Linked DNA regions of Homo sapiens: region 1 is linked to region 2. A link is an interaction called in ENCODE POLR2A ChIA-PET data of the cell type or tissue named here. Cell type or tissue: endothelial cell of umbilical vein. All regions are shown on one strand. Links, peaks and the distances in the headings refer to the core of each region. The heading gives the core; the rest is flanking DNA.

Evidence for each region. Peaks named below come from ENCODE experiments on the same cell type or tissue, not always from the same donor. Only the 100,000 strongest peaks of a DNase experiment are listed, where the experiment ranks them.
Region 1: POLR2A ChIA-PET joins it to region 2 with 7 read pairs; 2 of 35 experiments call an interaction of 5 or more read pairs at or near these places.

Annotation. Positions count from the first base shown.
Region 1 is chrX:71,194,673-71,211,695 of GRCh38, reverse strand. LOC107985688 (a long non-coding RNA gene) reads left to right here and starts at 13,503. Exons shown (of 2, transcript XR_001755878.2): 1 at 13,503-13,787. RefSeq lists enhancers at 13,181-13,360, 15,507-15,636. In endothelial cell of umbilical vein, for the core only: no CTCF peak of the experiment used is centred there; no DNase peak of the experiment used is centred there.
Region 2 is chrX:71,142,312-71,150,311 of GRCh38, reverse strand. MED12 (mediator complex subunit 12) reads right to left here. Exons shown (of 45, transcript NM_005120.3): 45 at 7,862-8,000. NLGN3 (neuroligin 3) reads right to left here and starts at 5,471. Exons shown (of 8, transcript NM_181303.2): 1 at 5,348-5,471; 2 at 2,106-2,762; 3 at 1,407-1,466. The coding sequence starts at 2,562. It overlaps LOC124905197 (a long non-coding RNA gene), which reads left to right. Exons shown (of 4, transcript XR_007068262.1): 3 at 1-29; 4 at 6,685-7,766. RefSeq lists enhancers at 1,732-2,278, 2,279-2,825 and a silencer at 4,400-4,655. In endothelial cell of umbilical vein, for the core only: no CTCF peak of the experiment used is centred there; no DNase peak of the experiment used is centred there; H3K4me3 peaks cover 564 bases.

The DNA.
Region 1 (17,023 bases), core at 4,251-12,250, 57 kb before region 2:
CAGGCGCAGTGGCTCACGCCTGTAATTCCAGCACTGTGGGAGGCTGAAGCCAGCAGATCATCTGAGGTTGGGAGTTCGAGACCAGCCTGACCAACATGGAGAAACCTCGTCTCTACTAAAAATACAAAATTAGCCAGGCGTGGTGGTACATGCCTGTAATCCCAGCTACTTGGGAGGCTGAGGCAGGAGAATCGCTTGAACCCAGGAGGCAGAGGTTGTGATGAGCCGAGATCGCGCCATTGCACTCCAGCCTGGGTGACAGAGAGAGACTCTGTCTAAAAAAAAAAAAAAAAAAATCAGTCTGCTTATGTCTTGAGATTCACTCAAGGAAATCTTCATTAAATCTTGAGACATACAAGGTAAGAGACCCTAAACACAAGCCTGCTGTCTCCAGCATGGCTCAAACATCAGCCCAAACAAGGGCTTTCCTCATTCCTGTTCCACCGAAGACTAAGAGAGTTGATGGAGCAAACCGATCACATTATTTAAAAGCGCATCTTACCACCGACATTGTCATAGTTCAGAGCTTTAGGCCTCATAAACAGAATTGGCAGCCTGGTGAGAGCTCTGCTCATTACTTCAGGGAGTTGTGGCAGCTGCCTCAGCAACGGCAATCTTGAGGCTTTCTGGGATGGCAGGCAGCAGCACAGCCTCACATGTGGAGTCCATCATCCAGCCCATCCCTGGGCCTCATTACCTAACAAAATGTGGCATTTTGTATGGCTTTGATCAATGAGACAGCATTGCTGTATGACTCAGAAATCAAAGGGACAGCTTCCAATATAAATATTGTTTATGACACACAGGCAAAAACTCTTCCCAAATGGGTCCATAGGCTTAAGGAGATGGCTAACCCTGAGAAGCTGCAGAACATTTCCCAAATCCCCATGCCAGCTCAGGCTGTGGAAGATCATGCAAACTGTTCCCAGCGAGAGGTGCAAGGGAAACATGGAATTGGTCCTGTATTCATAATTGGTATTATTTTTTACAAATCCTTTTCAAAAGGCCACATGATTATATGAATGGATCTATGCCCCAGGAATTCATATTCTTTGAAGAAGCCAACTAGAGGGAGTTATCAGTATTTTTCCAAGGAGGTTTCTGAAGAATTGTACCAGATAGTGCCCCAATTCACTTGAGAGTTAGACGTATGCCATTTGCTCTAAGGACAGTTTGGAGTGGAGAACAAAAGCAAAGTTGAAACCGGGCGCAGTGGCTCACGCCTGTAATCCCAGCACTTTGGGAGGCCAAGACGGGCGGATTACAAAGTCAAGAGATCGAGACCATCCTGGCCAATATGGTGAAACCCTGTCTCTACTAAAGATACAAAAATTAGCTGGGCGTGGTGGCGGGTGCCTGTAGTCCCAGCTACTCAGGAGGCTGAGGCAGGAGAATCGCTTGAACCCGGGAGGCAGAGGTTGCAGTGAGCCGACATCACACCACTGCACTCCAGCCTGGCAACAGAGCAAGACTCCGTCTCAAAAAAAACCAAAAACCAAAACCCCCCCCCCGCCAAAAAAACCAAAAAAACAACTGGAGCTCTAATACATCTTCGTTCTTTTTTGTTTTTGTTTTTGAGACAGGGTCTCATTTTGTCACCCAGGCTGGAGTACAGTGGTGCAGCAATCATGGCTCACTGCAGCCTTGACTCCTTGGGCTCAAGTGATCCTCCTGCCTTGGCCTCCCAAAGTGGTGAGATTACAGGCGTGAGCCACTGAGCCCGGCCCATTTTCATTCTTTTTTTTTGTTTTGAGATGGAGTCTCCCTCTGTCACCCAGGCTGGAGTGCAATGGCATGATCACGGCTCACTGCAACCTCCGCCTCCCAGGTTCAAGTGATTCTCCTGCCTCAGCCTCCACAGTAGCTGGGATTACAGGCATCCACCATCACACCCAGCTAATTTTTGTAGAGACGAGGTTTCACCATGTTGGCCAGGCTGCTCTTGAACTCCTGAGCTCAGGTGATCTGCCCACCTCAACTTCCCAAAGTGTTGGGATTACAGGTGTGAGCCACCGCGCCCCGCCCTTCATTCTTTACATCCATCTTTTTTCTCCCCTCTGGTGCCTGACTCAGGACCTTACATTCATCTTCTAACTAACCTATTCTCCTCAATCTGTTTTTTGTTTGTTTGTTTGTTTGTTTGTTTGTTTGAAGATGAGGTCTCGCTATGTCGCCCAAACTGGCCAGGCTGGTTTCAAACTCCTTGGCTCAAGTGAGCCTCCCACCTCTGCTTCCCAAATTGCTGGGATTACAGGCATGAGCCAGTGTGCCTGGTCTTAATTTGTGCCTTGCACCTGAACAGAACAATCTTGCTCCCAAGTGTTCCGGCCAAATATTTTATCTTCCTATTTCTTTTTTTCTTTGTCTTTTTGAGACAGGGTCTTGCTCTGTCATCCAGGCTGGAGTGCAGTGGCACTCCAATCTCAGCGGCACTCCCATCTCAGCCTCCTGAGTAGCTGGGGCTACAGGTGGGTGCCACCACACTCAGATGATTTTTGTATTTTCAGTAGAGATGGGGTTTCACCATGTTGGCCAGGCTGGTCTCAAACTTCTGAGCCAAAGCCATCCACCTACCTTGGCCTCCCAAAATGTTGGGGATTACAGGCAGGAGCCACTTTTTCTTTTTTTTCTTTTCTTTCTTTCCTTTTCTTTCTTTTTTTCTTTTTCTTTTTTCTTTCTTTCTTTCTTTTTTTTTTTTTTTTTTTTTGGAGAGGGCATCTTCTTCTTTTTTTTTTTTTTTGGAGAGGGCATCTCACTCTGTCACCCCGGCTGGAGTGCAGTGGCCTGAATACAGCTCACTGCAGCCTTGACCTCCTAGGCTCAAGCGATCCTCCCACCTTAGCCTTCTGAGTAGCTGGGACCACAAGTGCATGCCACTATGTCCAGCTAATTTTTTATTTTTATTTTTGTAGAGAGGGGGTCTTGCCATGTTGCCCAGGCTGGTCTCAAATCCCTGGACTCAAGCAATCATCTCACCTCGGCTTCCCAAAGTGCGGGGATGACAGGCATGAGCCACCATGCCCAGTCTCCCTTTTATTTTCATCTTTGCCTTTCCCTTTGATAGACAACTACGGTTTTCCTCTATGGCTTTGCCACCCTGGACCGCCTCGGGTGAAAAGCTCTTCTAGCTGGATCCCCGTAGGATCCTCCTCCCTCTGCTTATTCCAGAAGCAGACACATCCAGAATAAGGATTCCACAATTTTGGGATCCCCTGCTTCAGATATAAAGTAAGGGCTTTGAAGATGCCTCTGAAGGCTCTCTGAAGACGCCTCCATTTTGGTTGTTTTCTTCCTACAAAAGACAAGGATAATTGAGCTACTTCACTGTCTCCTAGGAAATGGGTGTTCAGTGGCATTGCATCTGCCAGCATGAGGGCACTTTGTAGAATGTCAAGCAGTTACTGATTTCTGAATCTGAGCTAGTGCTTTCCAATGAACGTAAACAGCTTTTTCTCACTGCTGACATTCCACTTCACAGTGTTGGGGCTGGGTCGAGCCATAGAACGCACTGGGGTTTGGCTTATTCCTAGAGAAACAATATTGTCTATGTAAATGAGCTACACATATTGATAAAGGAGCCCTTATTGGCTGGGCACGGTGGCTCACACCTGTAATCCCAGCACTTTGGGAGGCCGAGGTGGGCGGATCACAAGGTCAGGAGTTTGAGACGAGCCTGGCCAATATGGTGAACCCTGTCTCTACTAAAAATATAAAAATTAGCCAGGCATGGTGGCAGGCACCTGTAGTCCCAGCTACTTGGGAGGCTGAGGCAGGACAATCACTTGAACCTGAGAGGCAGAGGTTGCAGTGAGCCGAGATTGCACCATTGCACTCCAGTCTGGGCGACAGACAGAGACTCCGTCTCAAAAAAAAAAAAAAAAAAGCCCTTATTGCCTTATTGTTGTTATATGAGTCATACGAACTTCCATAACTAGTTCATACTCATCACAAGCCTTGGAGGCGGGATTGGGGGCGGGGAGGAGGCTTTTGTGTGTGTGCGTGTGTGTGTGTGTGTGTGTGTGTGTGTGTGTGTGTGTGTGTGACGGAGTCTTGCTCTGTTGCAGTGCAGTGGCATGATATCGACTCACTGCAACCTCCACCTCCCGGGTTCAAGCGATTCTCCTGCCTCAGCCTCCCGAGTAGCTAGGATTACAGGCACGTGTCACCACACCCAGGTAATTTTTGTATTTTTAGTAGACACGGGGTTTCACCATATTGGCCAGGCTGGCTTGAACTCCTGACCTCGTGATCCACCCACCTCGGCTTCCCAAAGTGCTGGGATTACAGGGGTGACCACCACAACCAGCCGTTTTGCTCAGTTTTAATAATGATAAGTTTATTGGCAGGGCACGGTGGTTTACGCCTGTAATCCCAGCACTTTGGGAGGCCGAGGTGGGTGGATGGATAATCTGAGGTCAGGATTTCGAGACCAGCCAGGCCAACATGGTGAAACCTCGTCTCTACTAAAAATACAAAAATTAGCCAGGCATGGTGGCAGGTGCCTGTAATAATAATAATAATAATAATTATAATAAGTTTATCTCTGAGCCTGAAGAGGAATTTCTGATGTTGATACCCTGAGCTGGCTACCACTTCCAATTCCGCATTGTGCTGTATATACCCCTTACATTGAAAATCTGGATGTCAGATGACCTTCATAACCTAACCTTCAGCATGTTCAAAACTACCATACATAGTGTGGGATTCCCAAACTGGAAGATATCTTTTTTGTTTTTTTGAGACGGAGTCTCACTCTGTTGCCGAGGCTGGAGTGCAGTAGCGCGATCTTGGCTCACTGCAGCCTTTGCCTCCCAGGCTCAAGCGATTCTCGTGCCTCAGCCTCCTGAGTAGCTGGGATTACAGGTGTGCACCATCATGCCTGGCTAATTTGTTTGTATTTTTAGTAGAGACGGGGTTTCGCCATGTTGGCCAAGCTGGTCTTGAACTCCCGACCTCAAGTGATCCACCTGCCTCGGCCTCCCAAAGTGCTGGGATTACAGGCGGGAGCCACAGTGCCTGGCCCCCAAACTGGAAGATATCTTAAACTGGGTTTCTGCCCTCTCTCTTTTCCTTCTTAACCACATATTTTGAGAGACACTTTTTTTTTTTTTTAGATGGAGTCTCGCTTGGTTGTGGCTGGAGTGCAGTGGCGCAATCTTGATTCATCGCAACCTCTGCCTCTCGGGTTCAAGTGATTCTCCTGCCTCAGCCTCCCAAGTAGCTGGGCCTACAGGCCCACGCCACCACGCCTGGCTAATTTTTTTTTTTTGAGACGGAGTCTCGCTCTGTTGCCCAGGCTGGAGTGCAGTGGCATGATCTCAGCTCACTGCAAGCTCTGCCTCCCAGGTTCACGCCATCCTCCTGCCTCAGCCTCCCAAGTAGCTGGGACTACAGGCTCCCGCCACCACGCTTGGCTATTTTTTATTTTTTTTTTTTTTTGTATTTTAGTAGAGACGGGGTTTCACTGTGTTAGCCAGGATGGTCTCGATCTCCTGACCTCGTGATCCGTCCGCCTCGGCCTCCCAAAGTGCTAGGATTACAGGTGTGAGCCACTGTGCCTGGCCCGCCTGGCTAATTTTTTATTTTTATTTTTATTTTTTAGTAGAGATGGGGTTTTGCCGTGTTGACCAGGCTTGTCTTGAACTCCTGACCTCAGATGATCTTCCCATCTTGGCCTTCCAAAATTCTGGGATTACAGGCATAAGCCACTGCACCTGGCCTCAACGACACCTCTGTATTTGCTGTCTACACTTCTTCATTTCCTATTTACTCTTCAATTCCCCTCCAACCTGGCTTCCTCCACCACTCCCCATTTCATTTAAATAGTTTTTGCCAAGGTCACCTTGTTGCTAAATCCAATGGACACCCTTCAGGACTAGCATCACTGCACCTCTCTGAGGTGTTTGATACAGTTGACCGCTCCCACCTTCATCAAACAATTCATCCTTTTATTTTTCTCCTTTTTTTTTTCTTTTTTTCAGAGACAGAGTCTCGCCCTGTCATCCAGGCTAGAGTGCAGTGGTGTGATCTCAGCTCACTGCAACCTCAGCCTCCTGGGTTCTAGCAATTCTCCTGCCTCAGCCTCCCAAGTAGCTGGGACTACAGGCACACGCCACCACGCCCGACTAATTTTTTGTGTTTTGGTAGAGACAGGGTTTCACTGTGTTGCCCAGGCTGGTCTTGAACTCCTGAGCTCAAGCAATCCACCTGCCTCGGTCTCCCAAAGTGCTAGGATTACAGGCGTGAGCCACTGTGCCTGGCTGTAATGCCTGTTCTTTACAGAAAAACTGAGAAGTACAAAGAAAATCACATGGACACAGAGAGGGGAAAAACACATACTGCGGCCTATTAGAGGGCAGAGAGTGGGAGGAGGGAAAGGATCAGGAGCAATAACGATTGGGTACTAGGTTTAATGTGTACAGCAAACCCCCATAACACAAGTTTACTTATGTAACAACCTGCACATGTACCCCTGCACTTAAAAATGAAAATTAAAACATAAAGAAAATAAAGAAGAAATAATGGTTTATAATAAAATAAGAAATTGAAAATTAAAAAAGGAAAATCAGCCGGGCATGGTGGCTCATGCTTGTAATCCCAGCACTTTGGGAGGCTGAGGCAGGCAGATCACCTGAGGTCAGGGGTTTGAGACCAGCCTGGCCAGCATGGTGAAACCCCGGTCTCTACTAAAAATACAAAAATTAGCTGGGCGTGGTGGCACGCACCTGTAATTCTAGCTACACTGGAGGCTGAGGCAGGAGAATCGCTTGAACCCAGGAGGTGGAGGTTGCAGTGAGCCAAGATTCTGCCACTGCACCCCAGCCTGGGCAACAGAGTGAGACTCTGTCTTAAAAAAAAAGAAAAAAAAAGAAAAAGAAAAAAGAAAATCATAAGGGTGAAAATAAAAATAGTCACCAGGCACGGTGGCTCAAGCCTGTAATCCCTGCACTTTGGGAAGCTGAGGCGGGCGGATCACTTGAGGCCAGGAGTTTGAGACCAGCCTGGCCAACATGATGAAACCCTGTCTCCACTAAAAATACAGAAATTAGCTGGGCATGGTGGTGCATGCATGTAATCCCAGCTACTCTGGAGGCTGAGCCACAAGAATCACTTGAGCAGCCGGGCGCACTGGTTCACGTCTGTAATCCCAGCACTTTGGGAGGCCAAGGCGGGCAGATCATGAGGTCAGGAGATCGAGACCATCCTGGCTAACACGGTGAAATCCCATCTCTACTAAACACACACACACACACACACACACACACACACACACACACACACACACACACACAAATTAGCTGGGCGTGGTAGCGGGTGCCTGTAGTCCCAGCTACTCGGGAGGTTGAGGCAGAAGAATGGCGTGAACCTGGGAGGCGGAACTTTCAGTGAGTCAAGATCGCGCCACTGCACTCCAGCCTGGGCAACAGAGCAAGATTCCGTCTCAAAAAAAAAAAGAAAGAAAGAAAGAAAGAAAGAAAAACAATCGCTCGAACCCGGGAGGCAGAGGTTGTAGTGAGCTGAGATCGCGCCACTGCACTCCAGCCTGGGAGACAGACCAAGACTTCATCTCAAAAAAAAATCCCCAAAAAACAAAAATCATTGCTAACAGATGTGAAACCTTAAAGTCATTTTTCTTTTTTTTCTTTTTTTTTTTGAGACAGAGTCTCGCTCTGTCCCCTGGAGTGCAGTGGCATGATCACAGCTCACTACAGCCTCAACCTCCTTGGCTTAAGTGATCCTCCTATCTCAGCCTCCTGAGTACCTGAGACCACAGGCATGCACCACCATACCCAGGTAATTTTTAAATTTTTTGTAGAGATAGAGCCTCACCTTGTTGCCCAGGCTTGTCTCAAATTCCTGGGCTCAAGTAATCCTTCTACCCTGACCTCCCAAAGTGCTGGGGATTACAGGAGTGAGCCACTGTGCCCAGCCCCTTAAATTCATTTTTCAATAAGAAATATATACATATGCTTTTTAAATAAAATTGTCATCATATGAGACATTATTATTATTATTATTATTATTATTATTATTTTGAGACAGAGTCTTGCTTTGTCGCCCAGGCTGGAGTGCAGTGGCGCCATCTCCGCTCACTGCAACCTCCGCCTCCCGGGCTCAAGCGATTCTCCTACCTCAGCCCCCCGAGTAGCTGGGATTACAGGCGCACACCAACATACCCGGCTAATTTTTGTATTTTTAGTAGAGACGGGATTTCACTATGTTGGCCAGGCTGGTCTCAAACTCCTGATCTCAGGTGATCCACCTGCCTCAGCCTCCCAAAGTGCTGGGAATATAGGCACGAGCCACCGTGCCCGACTGAGATATATTGTTTTGCATCCTGCTTTTTTCACTTTTTTGATGACCATTTTGTAATGTCATTCAGTATGCCTCTAAAACATGGTTTTTAGTGGCTGCATAGTCTCCTTTGATTTTTTTTTTTTTTTGAGACGGAGTTTTGCTCTTGTTGCCCAGGCTGGAGTGGAGTGCAATGGCGTGATCTTGGCTCACTGTAACCTCCACCTCCAACGTTCAAGTGATTCTCCTGCCTCAGCCTCCCAAGTAGCTGGGATTACAGGCGTCTACCACCACACCTGGCTATTTTTTTTTTCTTTGTATTTTTAGTAGAGAAGGGGTTTCACCATGTTGGCCAGGCTGGTCTCGAACTCCTGACCTCAGGTGATCCACCCGCCTCGGCCTCCCAATCCTTTCACCTTTTTTTTTTTTTTTTTTTTTTTTTTGAGATGAGGTTTTGTCCAGGCTGGAGTGTAGTGGCTTTTCACAGGCACCAGCATAGCTCACTGCAGTCTTGAATTCCTGGGCTCAAGCGATCCTCCTGCCTCAGCCTCACAAGTAGCTGAGACTACAGGGACTACAGGAGTGCTGCCTCCAGCTCTCCTTTGATTTTTGTTATAATTTTCTCTACTGGTCTCTCTCTTGTATCTGTGACTGCTCCATGCTTTCTTCTTATTGTGCCCCTTAAATGTTGTTACTCAGAGTTCCTTTCTCTGTTTACTTTTCTTTTCTTTCTTTCTTTCTTTCTTTTCTCTTTTCTTTTCTTTTTTCTTTTTTTTTTTTTTTTTTGAGACGGAGTCTCGCTCTGTCGCCCAGGCTGGAGTGCAGTGGCGCGATCTCAGCTCACTGCAAGCTCCGCCTCCCAGGTTCACACCATTCTCCTGCCTCAGCCTCCCGAGTAGCTGGGACTACAGGCGCCCACCACCAAATCCAGCTAATTTTTTGTGTTTTTAGTAGAGACGGGGTTTCACCGTGTCAGCCAGGATGGTCTCGATCTCCTGACCTCATGATCCACCCGCCTCGGCCTCCCAAAGTGCTGGATTACAGGCATGAGCAACCGCACCCGGCTTTTCTCCCTTCTCTCCCCTCCCCTCCCCTCCCCTCCCTTCCCTTCCCTTCTTTTTTTCTTTCTTTCTTTCTTTTGACAGGGTCTGGCTCTGTCACTCAGGCTGGAGTGCAGTGGCGCAATCTTGGCTCACTGCAACCTCCACCTCCCGGGCTCAAGCAGTTCTCCTGCCTCAGCGTCCCCAGTAGCTGGGATTACAGGCATGTGCCAGCAAACCTGGCTAATTTTTGTATTTTTAGTAGAGACAGGGTTTCAACATGTTGGCCAGGCTGGTCTCAAACTCCTGACCTCAAGTGATCCATCCACCTCAGCCTCCCAAAGTGCTGGGATTACAGGAATGAGCTCCCGCACCTGGCCTAGACAAAATACTTTTTAGGACAGGGAACCATTCATCTCTGTATTAGCACCTATGTGCCTGGCACATAGTAGGTGTTTAGAATATGTTTGATGATGATTGAATGAATGAATGAATAAATGAATGAAAGTGATCAACAAATAAATGACTTGAGGCCTTCAAGCTGTCCTTCAGCTGTCAGCATGAGAATCCAGTCATCTTTTTATCTTGGCCACATTTCAGGCAGCACTTCCAGAATTGGAATGATCTGCACAGCAGCCTTAGCTATTATAAAAGCTGTGTCCAGTATGGCCTGGAGAGACCATAAAGGTGTGTCACACATGCCAACCTATTTGGCCTGCATCATCCATCATGGTTACCCACTCTTCCAAGGTCAAGAATTCCTTTTCAGGGAAAGATTAACTTCTGGATCGTGGTAGCCTCTTTTTCCAAATGGCTCCAAAGAGCTTCTGCTTCCACTTCCTCACCTCTTTAGCACCAGTCACTGCTCTCTCCAGCTACTTGTAACCCACTGGCTTGGGATGATGGGCCTACATTGACCTAAGGCTGATTTTATTTTATTTTATTTACCTATTTATTTTGAGATGGAGTCTTACTCTGTCGCCAGGCTGGAGTGCAGTGGCACAATCTCAGCTCACTGCAACCTCCGCTTCCCAGGTTCAAGCGATTCTTCTGCCTCAGCCTCCCTAGTAGCTGGGACTACAGGTGCACACCACCACGCCCAGCTAATTTTTGTATTTTTAGTACAGATGGGGTTTCATTATGTTGGCCAGGATGGTCTCGATCTCCTGACATCATGTTCCGCCCGCTTTGGCCTCCCAAAGTGCTGATATTATAGGCGTGAGCCACCGTGCTTGGCTGGACCTCAGCTGATTTTAAAGAATGCATGGACAGGCCATGCTTGGTGGCTCACGCCTGTAATCCCAGCACTTTGGGAGGCCGAGGCGGGCAGATTACCTGAGGTCAGGAGTTCGAGACCAGCTTGGCTAACAAGGTGAAACCCTATCTCTACTAAAAACACAAAAATTAGACAGGCCTGGTGGCACATGCCTGTAATCCCAGCTACTTGGGAGGCTGAGGCAGGAGAATTGCCTGAGCATGGGAAATGGAGGTTGCAGTGAGCCAAGATCATGCCACTGAACTCCAGCCTGGACAACAGAGTGAGACTCTGTCTCAAAAAAATAAAATAATAATAAAAATAAAATAAATAAATAAATAAATAAATAAATAAATAAATAAAGCATGGACAGGCCAGGCTTGGTGGCTCACACTTGTAATCCCAGCACTTTGGGAGGCCAAGGAGGGTGGATCACCTGAGGTTGAGAGTTTGAGACCAGCCTGACCAACATGGAGAAACCCCATCTCTACTAAAAATACAAAATTATCTGGGCATGGTGGCACATGCCTGTAATTTTAGCTACTCGGGAGGCTGAGGCAGGAGAATCGCTTGAACCAGAGGTGGAGGTTGTGGTGAGCTGAGATTGCACCATTGCACTCTAGCCTGGGCAACAAGAGAGAAACTCCGTCTCAAAAAAAAAAAAAAAAAAAAAGAATGCGTGGACAAGAAACTTATCTGAGTTGTCACCCTTCCTACCTCATACCTCATCATCCTCAAGCGAACTGTCAGGTTGAAAGTTACTGAGGCTGCTCTGAAGCAAATTGTTGGCGATTTTCCAACAAGGTTTCCCAGATTCTCTTCTCTCAACATATCACTTCATGTTTGGAAACAGGAGTGGGTACTGCTGAATTACTAACGAAACTTGGCACCACAGGTTTCATTTCAATAAATATTTGTTAAGTTCCTGGTACCTACTGTGTACCAGGAACTCTGTTAGGGGCTGTGGAGGATGCAAAATGAATGAGATGAGTCTCATTGGTTGTTTAAATAAGTAGCTCTACTACAAGGTAAGTGAAATCAGTGTTAAACAGAGGTATTAGCAATATGTTGTGGGAACACAGGTAAAAAGGGGAAGGGGGATGGGAAGTCATGTTTACTGAACACCTATGACAGCAAGTCTTGTCACACATGTTTTCACAGAGATTAATTCTGACTAGGGGAATCTGAAATGATTTCATGGACTAGGACGTTTGAGTTGGGCCTTGGAAGGGAGTAGTAGACATTGGATCAGGAAAAAATCAAAGGAAGAATGCTTGAAGTTGAGAGGACATTGTGTAAAAAGGCAACAGGGCATGAAAGTGCATAAGCTGTTCAAGGAACACAGGATATTGGATATGGCTGGGCCATAGGGTATAAAAGGGTAGTGTGGGTAATGAGGCATGGAAAGGTGGGCTGGCACCAGATTTTGGAGGAGTTTTAGTGCCTGGCTTGGAAATTTGAATTTTATTTTTTATTTGGTAGGCAGTGAGGAACCACTAAAAGCTTTTCAGTGAGAATGACAAGGTAGAAACAGTGCTTTAGGGTGATTAACGTGACGGGGTGCACTGGGGACTAAGTAGGCTAGAGGCTGCAAAGGTAGGTAGGAGGCTGTGTCAACAATCTAGGCATGAGATTATGAAGGTTTAATCTAGGGAGGTGGCAATAGTGATGAAAAGGAAGTGACGAATATAATAAGATTGCAAGAGGCAATGTTGTGTGGTACAAAGTACATTGGATGGGGTTTCCAATATCCCTGAGTTCTAGTCTTTTTTTTTTTTTTTTTGAGACAGAGTCTCACTCTATCGCCCAGGCTGGAGTGCAGTGGCGTGACCTCCGCTCACTGCAACCTCCACATTCCGGGTTCAAGCAATTCTCCTGCCTCTGCCTCCTAAGTAGCTGGGACTACAGGCCCCCACCACCACGCCCGGCTAATTTTTGTATTTTTAGTAGAGACGGGGTTTTGCCATGTTGGCCAGGCTGGTCTCGAACTCCTGACGTCAGATGATCTGCCCGCCTCGGCCTCCCAAAGTGTTGGGATTACAGGCGTAAGCCACTGCGCCTGGCCCCTGGGTTCTAGTCTTGACTTCCATTCACAGGCTGTATTGCCTTGCCTCCCACAGACTCAATTTTTTCTTTTGAAAAAGGCGAAGCTGGCTGGGCGTGGTGGCTCACGCCTTTAATCCCAGCACTTTGAGAGGCCGAGGTATGCGGATCACCTGAGGTCAGGAGTTTAAGACCAGCCTGGCCAACATGGCACACCCCCATCTCTACTAAAAACACAAAAATTAGCCGGGCCTGGTGGCACGCGCCTGTAGTCCCAGCTACTCAGGAGGCTGAGGCAGAAGAATTGCTTGAACCCGGGAGGCAGAGGTTGCAGTGAGTCGAGATCGCGCCATTGCACTCCAGCCTGGACAACGAGAGTAAAATTCCGTCTCAGAAAAAAAAAAAAAAAAAGAAAGAAAAAGAAAAGAAAAAGAAAAAGGCGAAGCTGGAGAAATAAGTACCTTTAAGGTTTCCTACAGCTGGAATATGCTTAACGACTGTACTGCATGGGGCTTTATGTAGGACTAACTGACCAGACTTGGTAAAGGATTAACTAACTAGGAAAATGGAGGTGCCATGAATAGGATAGTGGAGTCAAAGAGGGAAGCTAGTAGTATGGGGAAAGATGATGTGCAGACATGCTGGGTGTGAGGTGTTAGTGGAACACCTAGCTGACTGTACAAAGGGTGGGATAGCAGCTCTGAAGCAGGCAAGGGTGGGAGAGATTTCGGATTTGGCAACCAAAAGCCTGAAAGCAACACTAGAAGCTATGCAGACAGATGAGTTTATCGAAAGAGGAAATGAGTATATGAGAGCAAAGAGCGAAGAACCATGGGAAGTGAGAAAAGCTGGTGGGGGGAAGACAAGGAAGGAACAACTGCCTGTGAGCCTTGAACAAGCTACTTCCATTTTCTGGCTCTTTAGTCTCCTCATTTGTAAAATGAGGGGGCTGGAGTAAGTAAGCTCTATAAGGCTCTCAGCTGTGACATCTATGCATAATCACAGAAGATCGAAGTGTACAGAACACCATGGAAACTGAAGAGAGATTCTGAAAGGAGGCTTTAAGAGGTCACTTGCATCCAATGCTGCAGAAGTGTCAGAGACTGAGGACTTAAATGAAGCCACTGATTAGCAATTTAAAGATCCTCTCCAAGGTAAGGACCCCTCCCTCTCAAGCCACTACTTTTCTATGACCTTTCTCCTACCATCTCTAAATGTGAACATTCTGTAAAATTCCGTTCTCTGGCTGGGCGCCGTGGCTCACGCCTGTAATCCTAGCAGTTTGGGAGGCCGAGGCGAGCGGAGCACCTGAGGTCGGGAGTTTAAGATCAGCCTGACCAACATGGAGAAACCCCATCTCCACTAAAAATACAAAATTAGCCGGGCGTGGTGGCGCATGCCTGCAATTCCAGCTACTTGGGAGGCTGAGGCAGGAGAACCACTTGAACCGGGGAGGTGGAGGTTGCTGTGAGCTGAGATCGTACCATTGCACTCCAGCCTGGGCAACAAGAGCAAAACTCTGTCTCAAAAAAAAAAAAATTTCGTTCTCTGCCCTCCAGGGAGACTTAGCCACACTCCCATAGCAACTGTTATCTCTACAAGGTAGATCAGAAATCTCTGGTTCATACCTTCCTTTCGCACCTCAATTCACATTTCCAACTGTCTATTGGACATTTCCACCAGTCACTGAAATTTAGCTTGCAGTAAAATTAATAATACTAATGATAATAGCATTATTTAAATTTAAATAGTATTAAATTAAATAGTATTATTTAAATTATTAAATTTAGCTTGCAGTAAAATTAATAATACTAATGATAATAGCTAACACTCAGTACTTAATTTTGGGTCCTGTACTAAGCATATCACATATGTTATCTCCTTTACATCCTATAACAATCCTACAAGGTAGGTATTTTATTATCCCCACTTTGTCGATGAGGAAGCTGAGGGTCAGAGATTTTTTCTTTTTTTGAAACAGAGTCTTGCTCTGTTGCCCAGGCTGGAATGCAGTGGCGTAAGCTTGGCTCACTGCAACCTCCATCTCCTGGACTCAAGTGATCCACCCATCTTAGCCTTCTGAGTAGCTGGGACTACAGGTGCCTGCCACCATGCATGGCTAATTTTTCTATTGTTTGTAGAGACAGGGTTTCACCATGTTGCCTATAGCTGGTCTCGAACTCCTGGGCTCAAATGATCCACCCACCTCGGCCTCCCAGAATGCTGGGAGTACAGGCATGAGCCACAGCACCCAGCCCAGAGATGTTAAATAATGTCTAAGGTCACATAACTGGGGTGTCACGTAGTCAAGATTCTTCCTGATTCCACAGCCTGAGAGCTTAATAGCTTCACTATAATCGATCTAAAAATCAAGTCATTATATTTATTTCCCAAATCAGATCACCTCCCTTACTTCTCTATTTCTACTTCTACTTCACTCTCCCCCAGTATCTTTTCATTGGCTTAGAACAGGCCCTCATCCCCTCCTGCTCAGACAATTATGAAAGTGTCTCAAATGGTCTCCCCACTTGCAGTTTTACCCTTCCAATTCCGGACATGTGATCAATCCGGCTTAAAAAAACCTCTGAAGGCTCCCATTATCTAGATTACAGAATAAAGTCCAAACTCCTGAACATGGCTAAAGGAGTCCCTTCACAGTCTAGCCCCTAGCAGCCTGCAGTTTAGCTGCACTGAACTGTTAGTCATCCCCAACCATGTCACAGACATTTACATCTGAATGCCTTTCCTCATGTGTCCCTCTACCTGGAGTGCCCTCCCCACTCTTCACTGGGATAACTTCTACTCATCTTTCAAATCCCAACGTCATCTTCTCTGTGAAGATTTCTCAGATTCCCAACCCCTTCTTCTGATAGAAATTATGTTCCCTTCTTGTGCTCCTGGATCTCGATGTCTGTCTCTTACTACACTATGAGACCTTGGGGGTGATGACCACATCCTGTTCTTTTTTTTTCTTTTTTTCTTTTTTTTTTTTGAGACAGAGAATGAGATATGACCAAACAGTTTTAAGGAGCTAAGGTTGACTTTAGGTACCAAATGCTAACAAAGCCCTCATGAGAAAACTGGCCTGGTACCTGGCTTACAGGGATCCCAGCCTTATTATTGTTTACAAAACAAGCCTAGTCTCATTAGAGTCAGTATTATTGCCTGGGTGGGTGCAGTGGCTCATGCCTGTAATCCCAGCACTTTGGGAGGCTGAGGCAGGCGGATTACTTGCCCAGGTAAGTCACAAGGTCACTTCTTGGCAGAAACCTTAAGATATTTATGGGACTTTGAGAAGAGAGGAATTCACCCAGATTTATAGATACCACAGGTGAAATCTGGTCACAAGTTCTTGGCTTGGCTTCCTAGCCTCCAGAAGGCTTTTAAAAATCTAATATGAGGCCAGGCGCGGTGGCTCACGCCTGTAATCCCAGCACTTTGGGAGGCTGAGGTGGGTAGATCACGAGGTCAGGAGATCAAGACCATCCTGGCCAACATGGTGAAACCCTGTCTCTACTAAAAATACAAAAATTAGCCGGGTGTGGCGGCGCATGCCTGTAGTCCCAGCTACTCAGGAGGCTGAGGCAGGAGAATTTCTTGAACCTGGGAGGAGGAGGCTGCAGTGAGCCGAGATCATTCCATTGCACTCCAGCCTGGCGACAGAGTGAGACTCTGTCTCAAAAAACAAACAAACAAAAAAAAACAAAAACAAACAAACAAACAAATCTAATATGAGATTCCAGGCTGGGCACCGTGACTCATGCCTATGATCCCAGCACTGTGGGAGGCCAAGGTGAGTGGATTGCTTGAGCCCAGGAATTTGAGACCAGCCTGGGCAACATGACAAAAACCCATCTCTACTAAAAATATAAAAAATTAGCCAGGGATGGTGGCATGCACCTGTAGTCCCAGCTACTAGGGAGGCTGAGGTGGGAGGATCATCTGAGTCTGGGAGGTCAAGGCTGCTGTGAGCCTAGATTGCGCCACTACACTGCAGCAGGGGTGACAGGACGAGACCCTATCTCAAAAAAAAAAAAAAAAAAAAAAAGAAAATGGGCCAGGCGTGGTGGCTCACGCCTGTAATCTCAGCACTTTGGGACGCCAAGGCGGGAGGATCACAAGGTCAGGAGATGGAGACCATCCTGGCCAACATGGTGAAACCCCGTCTCTACTAAAAATACAAAAATTAGCTGGGCGTGGTGTCATGGGCCTGTAGTCCCAGCTACTCCGGAGGCTGAGGCAGGAGAATCCCTTGGACCTGGGAGGTGGAGGTTGCAGTGAGCTGAGGTCATGCCACCGCACTCCAGCACTCCAGCTTGGCCACAGAACAAGACTCTGTCTCAAAAAAAGAAAAGCAAAAAAAGAAAAAAAAAAAGAAAATAAGGCTGGG
Region 2 (8,000 bases), core at 1-8,000:
GAAGGACAAGACTTGCCTAAGGTCTCACTGTGAGTTGGCAGCAGAGCTGGGACTCAGGCCTTGTGCTTCCCAGACCTGTACTCTTTCTGCAGCACCATGATGCTTCTGAATTACACAAAAAACATCAATTGCCTATGGTGTGTGAGGTCCTGGGTGGGGTATGGGGCTGTGGTGAAATACTATCCCTACAGCAGCGGGTCTCATTCCATGCTCGGGTGTGCATTAGAAGCGCTCAGGGCTCATGTTCAACATATAGATTTCCAGGCTCTGCCCCCAGAAATTCTTATTCAGTAAGGAGCACCCCATCCCAGAAATCCTGGCAACCCCATTCTGAGAAACTCTGCCCTAGGACATCAAAGGAAAACAAACTCCCAGCTTGCCAGAGGGTTGTAGGGATCAAGCTGTGATTTTTCCACCTGTTCCTTAGGCTGTTACTGTTCCAATTCTCCCCAGCCCAGCCACATCTCACCATTTTTTTTGAGTTGGGGAGATGGGAATGAGCAGATGGGAGTTGCTTCTGTGTGCTACAGTGGAAAGAACACGCCCTGAAGGTCAAGAGACCCAGGTTTTGGTCCCAGCTCTGCCACAGACCAGCGACAGGGGCCTTGAGCAGCAGCAAGTCACTCCCCTGGGCCTGTTTCCTCATCTGTAAAATTGGGATACTGATTCCTGCCTTAGACGCTTCCAGAGATACAGGGAGGATTCTCTAAGGTAAATGCCAAGGCACTTTACAGAAAACATGAAGTGATATTCCAACAGGAAGAATTATTATACAGGGGGAGAAACTCCTCTCAGCATGAGGGTAAATTTAAAATTCAGGATCTTTTGCCTCCTTTAAAGTCCATAGTTCCCAGAGACCCCCAAGTTCTGCCACCAGAGCAGCCTGGGTCTATCAGCTACACTCTGGCCAGAGGTAGTGGGGTGGGAGACAGAGGTGTGTATGGCAGGAGTTACTAAACCTGTGTACACGTTTGGTCTAAGCTTCAGGGTGGGAAAATTGAGTCTAGACTTTCAATCCAGGAGAAAGAACACAGAAGGGATGGTCTTCTGGCTCCACCCACTAGGAAAAGGGTGGAGCCTCTGGCTCCATCTTGGCTTCCTAGAGTTTCTCCTGAGGTGTCACCGAGAGAGCCACTGGCTCTGCCTTTGGCACACACTTTAGGGTGGAATTTGGGGCTGGGAAGATTGGAAGAAATAGGGTTGCTGCTTCTGCTCTGAGCCTGCCTTAGGCCACCAAATCCTCCCTGCAAGGCAGCCAGGGCCCTCAGATGAGGTGGCGCTTATGCCTGCTTACTGCCCCCTGAGCCTGGGCTACTTGGAGGAAGGCTGGGTCCTGGGGGCAAGGGCAGGTGGGCAGGCAGCCCTCCCTCTCTCTCTCTCTCCCTCCCCGCCGGCTCGCTACCTACCTCCTTTCCTACAAATTTTCTTGTTGGGCTTTCGGGCGCATTCCTTGGAAATCCGCTTTACTGTAAAATGAATAAAAAACTAAAAAATAACAGGAGGCCTCTGCCCAGGGGCATGCACCCCCCACCCCCCAGGCCCCAAGAGCTGAGCTGCTCTGCAGGCGGCACATGGCAGAGAGCCTGTCCCACCATCTCCTTGTTTCTGTCACTTACCTTAGTGTGACCCCCGCGGGAGGAGGCATCAGCTAGTGAAAGAGGAGGCACCTAAGCATCACCCACCAGGCTTGCTGCCCCACCCCCCACACACCCAGTGCCCTTGGCCACACACACCTACCACCTTTCGAAGCAGGTGGAATGGCAACAGGGGGGCCTGGTGGAGCCAGCATCCTCCCGCGGGTAGCTGCCAGCCGTGACCCATACTCCCCCAGGGGACCCCCATCCAGCACTGGACCGAGACCCGTCAGAGCTCTCAGGCCGGGCCAGGCCCCTCCTGGCAACAGTGTCACTCACACATGGGAGCTCGGACAATGCTGGGAGAGGGAAGAACAGGGAGGGGGGTGGGAGGCCAAGCAGAGTGATGGTTAGAAGCATTTTCACAGACAGACAGATGCATGCTGCAGGGCACACAACCACATGCAAGCCACAAACACAGCAGGGCAGGCGGGAGGCAGGGAGGGCACAGTGCCTGGCCGCAGCACTCACCATCCTCCGTCGGCACATAGACGTTCAGGTAGAGACAGTCTTCGTTGGGCTCCTGGATGTAAGTAGCGACGATATCCAAGTTGGCAGTGAACCAGACCGGCAGCATGACTTCGGGCACAGCTGTGTGGATGTTCTGGGGGCACACTGGGGGAAAGTGTGTGGCGTTCCGGATGCCCGACCAGGATGGGGGTGGTTCAGGGGGCAGGAAACGTTTCTCGCCGATCGGGGGAGCTGCGTAGGGCACCCCCAGGTATTGGTCCACAGGCCCCAGGATCTCACTGGGCAGTGGTACTCGGGCACCCCTTAGCTTCCCAAAGTGAGTGTTGACTGTGGGTGCTGGGGCCTGGGTACTGGCCCTCAGCGCCAAACTGAGGAACCACAGGGTGAGGCACAGGCTCCTGCCAACCGTGGGCTTGGGGCTCAGGGACAGCGAGGGCGGGCCAAGCCGCAGCCACATGTTCCGGGCAGGGGGACTGGCAGGAGAGGCAGACTCCAGGGTCACAGCATCAGCCCAATAGGCAGCCCCTTCATGGCCACACTGACTTGAACCTCAAAACTGAGCTCTCGAGGGACACCTACAGGTGCCCAGCAATGTAGAGAGCAGGTCGTCCAAGCACCACAGCTTCAGAAAGGGGACTCCCTCAGGGCCAGACAGGCCTGTGGAAAGAGGGAAGTATGCGTCATCCAAGATGGTCTGGGAGGGCAACAGAGTTGGTCTTTGGGGGCCCTGCTGGGCTTGGGCTATTCTCTTATAGGTAGGAGAGGTTTCACATGCCCAGGGGCCCAGGGACTGTGATCCCACAGATGATCCACTGCCAATCAGAACCATTCTATGTGCCTGGCCATGGCTGGAAAATCCAAGGGGTTTGACAGTGACAGTTGTTGCCACTGCAAGTTCCCGGTGCCCAACTTCAATTCTACAGCCAAAGGGGTTCATCAGGGTCGGCTGGAGCCAGAATAGCATGTGACAGCCAGGGGGTGGGGAGAAACAAAAATGGAGCTCAGGTCCCTGGGCATGCTGCTTGAACAGAGCTGTGTAGCCCTTGGGACCTGGTAAGCCCACACAGGGACCTCCACTTCAGGACAGGGTGGGATTGTCAACCTCACTCCGGGACACTAAGACACAAGAACAGAAAGCAGCAAATCGGCAGAGTCCCACAGAGAGACTCCCTCACCCTCAGGCAGGGCAGAGGGCGGGACAGCCATTCACGGGAGTCCTCCTCGGACCCTCCTGCGCCCCTCCTGTACATTTCTCCTCAGCCCTCACTGCTCCCAAATCCTTAAGCCTTGGTCCTTTCGGTTGGCTCTCTCTTAATTCACACCGAATTCCAGAAGTGAGGCAGAAAGAGTTCTGCCTAGCACCCTAGGCATTGTGGATGCTCTTCCGGTGTATTATAAAATAAACAACGGAGCATGGGGAACACATATTCAGAGACTCATAGAAATAAACTCACAAAGACTCAAAGAGGGAATGAGAGAGACCAAGCCAGGATCACAGACACTGCGATATTCACTCACAGAGACATATATTCCAAACCCACAGAGATCCCCTCATATAGTCCCACATTCTGAGACAGAGCACCTCACACAGCCAGAGCCTCACAGAATGATACATTCAGAGACACACATAGAGACTTACTGAAATATAATCACACATACCCGCATAGGTAAATATCCAGACACATGCAGCATAATGGTGACACATAGGTGGAGACAGAAACAGAAATAGCAACACACTCAGACACATAGGCCTTCTGACACAGTTACACAGTCAACACATAGACACAGGCACACACAGATACTCCCGCATGCTCCCGCACACACACGCACACACACGCACACCCACGCCACATGCACATTTAGTTTTCCTCCATTTCTCCCGCCTTCCCAGATTGCAGGCCTGCTCCTTTAAGAACTGGCTGAAGGGGTGGGGGAGGGAGATTGGGAACGCCCGGCAATCAGCCACCACGAGAGGGGAATGAGAATGTGTGTGTGTGTGTGTGTGTGTGTGTGTGTGTGTGTGTGTGTGTGTGTCTGTGTGTGTGTGTGTGTGAGAGAGAGAGAGAGAGAGAGAGAGAGAGAAGAAAAAGGAAGAGGAGGGAGGGCGGGTAAAGTGGCTAAAGGGGTGGGGGCTCAGAGGAAATGAGGAAATGGGGAGCAAAGTATGGGGGGTAAGATCCCAGACACTGCCCAGAATGCACCCGGGTGTGGGGAGGAGGGGAAGGGGAAGGAAGGGGTAGGAGTAGGGAGGTGGGGCAGGAGGGAGTGGGTGGGTGTGTGTATTGGGGGGGGCATAGTCCGCAGCTGAGTTCACACAATCCCCCCATTCACCGTCTCCATGGCAACTCCAGGGCACAGACCGCTCATTCACACAGCTTCCCCACCAGCAACCCCCCCACATTAACCCCCTCGGTGCTGCCCCCAACCCACAAATTCCATTAACCCTTTCGGGATGCCCTCCTCTCCAGTAACCCTTCGGCGCCAAATGCCAAATTCTCCTTTGAGTCAATTCCCTGCAGCCCCTCCCCCGTGAACACCTAGACAATCGGACCGACCCCCAAACGCCCTCTGTACCCTAGGACCCACTGTGAATCCCCAAGGCCAAGATCTCCATCCTGGTCCAACTTGCAATTTGGGAGAAGACAAGGGGAGGCAGCAATGCCGGGGATGAGAATGGCATCTCGGGGTACTTTTGGGGCTGCAGCGGTGCTGGGCGCGGGGCATTGTGCAGGAATGGACCAATATTGAGAACTGCAGTATTGGGGGCTACGAGGGCTTGGAATGGATTGGGGGATGGAGTTGCACTGGAATGGGGGAGGATAGGATAAAGGCCTCCATTGGGTGGGGGGGCTGCAGATAGTGGGGGAGGGAGCCTGGCTATGAGATGCTATGATGGAAGGGGGATGGGGCTGCACTGCAGGGGAGGGGGGACTGGCAATGTGCAATCCCGGGATGGGGCTGGGGGCCCTCAATAGGGGTATTTTGATGAGCATGCGGGATGGGCTGTGGAAATAGAGGGACCATGGGCGGGAGGATGTTAGGGATGCGGGATTTAGGGAGGAGGTAGAAGGGAGAACAGAAGCGGGGGAGGATCGGGGGTCAGGGGTACCGATGGAGAACATGGGGTTGAGAGGGATGGGGGCCACTGGCTGGGGAGTGGAGGAGCCTGGGATTGGGAGGGGTTAGGATGGGGGCAAGGTATGGGCAGCTAGAGGATGAGAGACCGGGGCAGGCGGCCTCACCTGTTCCCCGGGCTGCTGCAAGCGACTGAACCGGGCCACGGACCACCCATATCGCCTCCAGGCCAAGGGCTCCGCACCCGAATCCCCGAGATCAGCTCTCCGGCAGCCTGGCTGCTGTGCCCGCGCACCGAGGGGGCGCGCTGCGCGTTCCCGGACACGGGGGGGCGCGGTCCCTGCCATTAACTCCTTTTGTGCCAGAGATGGCTCAAGTCCTGGGGCATGGCCCAATTCCCCCCATGCTCAGGCACGTTCCGCTCCCTCTCTCTCACGCGGGCGCGCACACACACCTCAGATTGCAAGCTATCAGACAGGTGATCTTCCAGGGCAGCTAGCCCAAACTTTACCCGCAAAGCTTGAGACTTTGTCCCAAAGGGAGAAACTGAGGCACTGCCTGCAGGAACCCTCAGTCATACTACACAAAAACACACCTCCACCTCAATCAGCATCCCTTATTTCTCAGCGCCAGCACTACCCAAGCAGCAACCAGTGGGGCCACTCTGCTCTCATCCTGTCACTCTCCCAAAGGTCAATGCTGTTCCCTTCTGCTGCTTCTGCTGGGGCATGTCAGACTGTCAGCATGCCAGTTGTCTGACCATTTCAGTCTCTCCCCTCCAGGTTCAGTGTCTTTGTGTCTTGTGTTTTTGTATGTGGCGCACCTGCCATTTGTTTAGCAACCCCCAAGCCCCTCTGAATGTCCCTCATCCCAGCCAAGCCTGTACTCCTGTGGCTCCTCAGAATGTTTATGTCAGGATAGAATAAGTGAGAAGAAAGCTTCAGTCATGTTTGCCTTTACACTGTTGGGGAGTTCCATTCCTTGTGCACGCAACTCTTAAACTTGGTAAGTCCCATATAAGCAAGGGCTTCGTGGGCCTCAAAGAGGGCTATTTTATTTTTTATAACTTGGGTACTGATTGGTGCTCCTGGTTTTGCCAGCACACTAGACACTTCCCAGTAATAGGGTGCAACTATGGCTTGCATGTTATCCTTAAGTTGTCAAATCATCCTGTACCACCCACTCACAAGGCTGAGGCTGATCCTCTTCCAGCCCTAGCTAGGCAGGGCAGAAGACTCCAAGACTCCATTGTAGTAAACCAGTTGGCTCTCCTGGACAGCCTTGGATCTAGAACTCAAACTGGAAAGCAAGAGGGCGAGAATGGCCCTGCCGCAGCTCCAAATGTGACTCTGGGGCAACAGTTTTGAGTTTTCTCTACTGTAAAATGGGAGCGAGCAAGTCATCCTGGGTAACTGCCAAGGTGGGTCACGTGAGAACAGGCAGTTCTGGCAGTAGGGCAGAGAGAGAAAGGGTGCTTATTTTTACTGGTCTCTCTTCCTCCTAGAACCAAACGGTCCTTCCACGACCTATTCTATGATGGCACATGCCAATGGAGGGCAATTTTTCATCCAGGAATGTGACTCTCAGGGAAGTTCTCTGTCCTATGAAAGGTATGCCACTTGGTGCATGATGGGGACCACACAAGATGACAAGAAGGGTAGGCAGTGTCTGTCATCTCCACCCTCCCCAGCTTGTTTGAGGCCCAACATCTGGGGTGTTGTGGAAGAAGAATCAGGTTCTATTGATGTTTCCCCTGGCCTAATGGCCCCTCCTCAATCCCAGCGGTATATCCCCCATGGAGGAAAGCTGTAAAGAAGCTCCAACATTTAGTTGAGAATGTTCATTGCCCCTTCTTAAAAGACTAAGGGGACGGGTGTGGTGGCTCATGCCTGTAATCCCAGCACTTTGGGAGGCCAAGGCGGGCAGATCACCTGCGGTCAGGAGTTCGAGACCAGCCTGGCCAACATGGTGAAACCCCGTCTCTACTAAAAATACAAAAATTAGCCAGGCCTGGTGGCATATGCCTGTAATCCCAGCTACTCGAGAGGCTCTGAGGCAGGATAATCACTTGAACCCAGGAGGTGGAGGTTGCAGTGAGCTGAGACTGTGCCACTGAACTCTAGCCTGGGCGACAAGAGCAAAACTCCATCTCAAAAATAAATAAAAAGAGACTAAGGGCCTATACCTTAATGTGTTGCCATGTTGAAGAAGAGGAAGAGAGGGTAGCAATCCAATTAGAATTAAGAAATTTAGGCCGGGCGCGGTGGCTCACGCTTGTAGTCCCAGCACTTTGGGAGGCTGAGGCAGGTAGATCATGAGGTCAGGAGTTCGAGACAAGCCTGGCCAACATGGTGGAACCCTGTCTCTACCAAAAAAAACACAAAAATTAGCCGGGCGTGATGGCACATAACTGTAATCCCAGCTGCTCGGGAGGCTGAGGGAGGAGAATCGCTGGAACCCGGGAGGCAGAGGTTGCAGTGAGCCGAGATCGCGCCACTGCACTCCAGCCTGGGCGACAGAGCAAGACTCCGTCTCAAAAAAAAAGAAAAAAAGAAATTTTAGAGTGTAAGGTAAACAGGGGAGATGATCAGAATAGAATGAAGACTCTGACTTGTTGGTCCAACCCCCTGCATTCTCCCAAGAGACCACCCTTCCCAGACATGCAGAACTCGCACACTCCCTTTGCAAAGAAGCTCTGTGTATTGGGTGCAACAGCTCTGGGGTCTCTATATAAATAATATACAAAACCCAACAGCTCAATGCCTCACATTAACAAAAATACTAAAAACTTATTAAAAATGGAGCCTGAGGGGAGGGCCC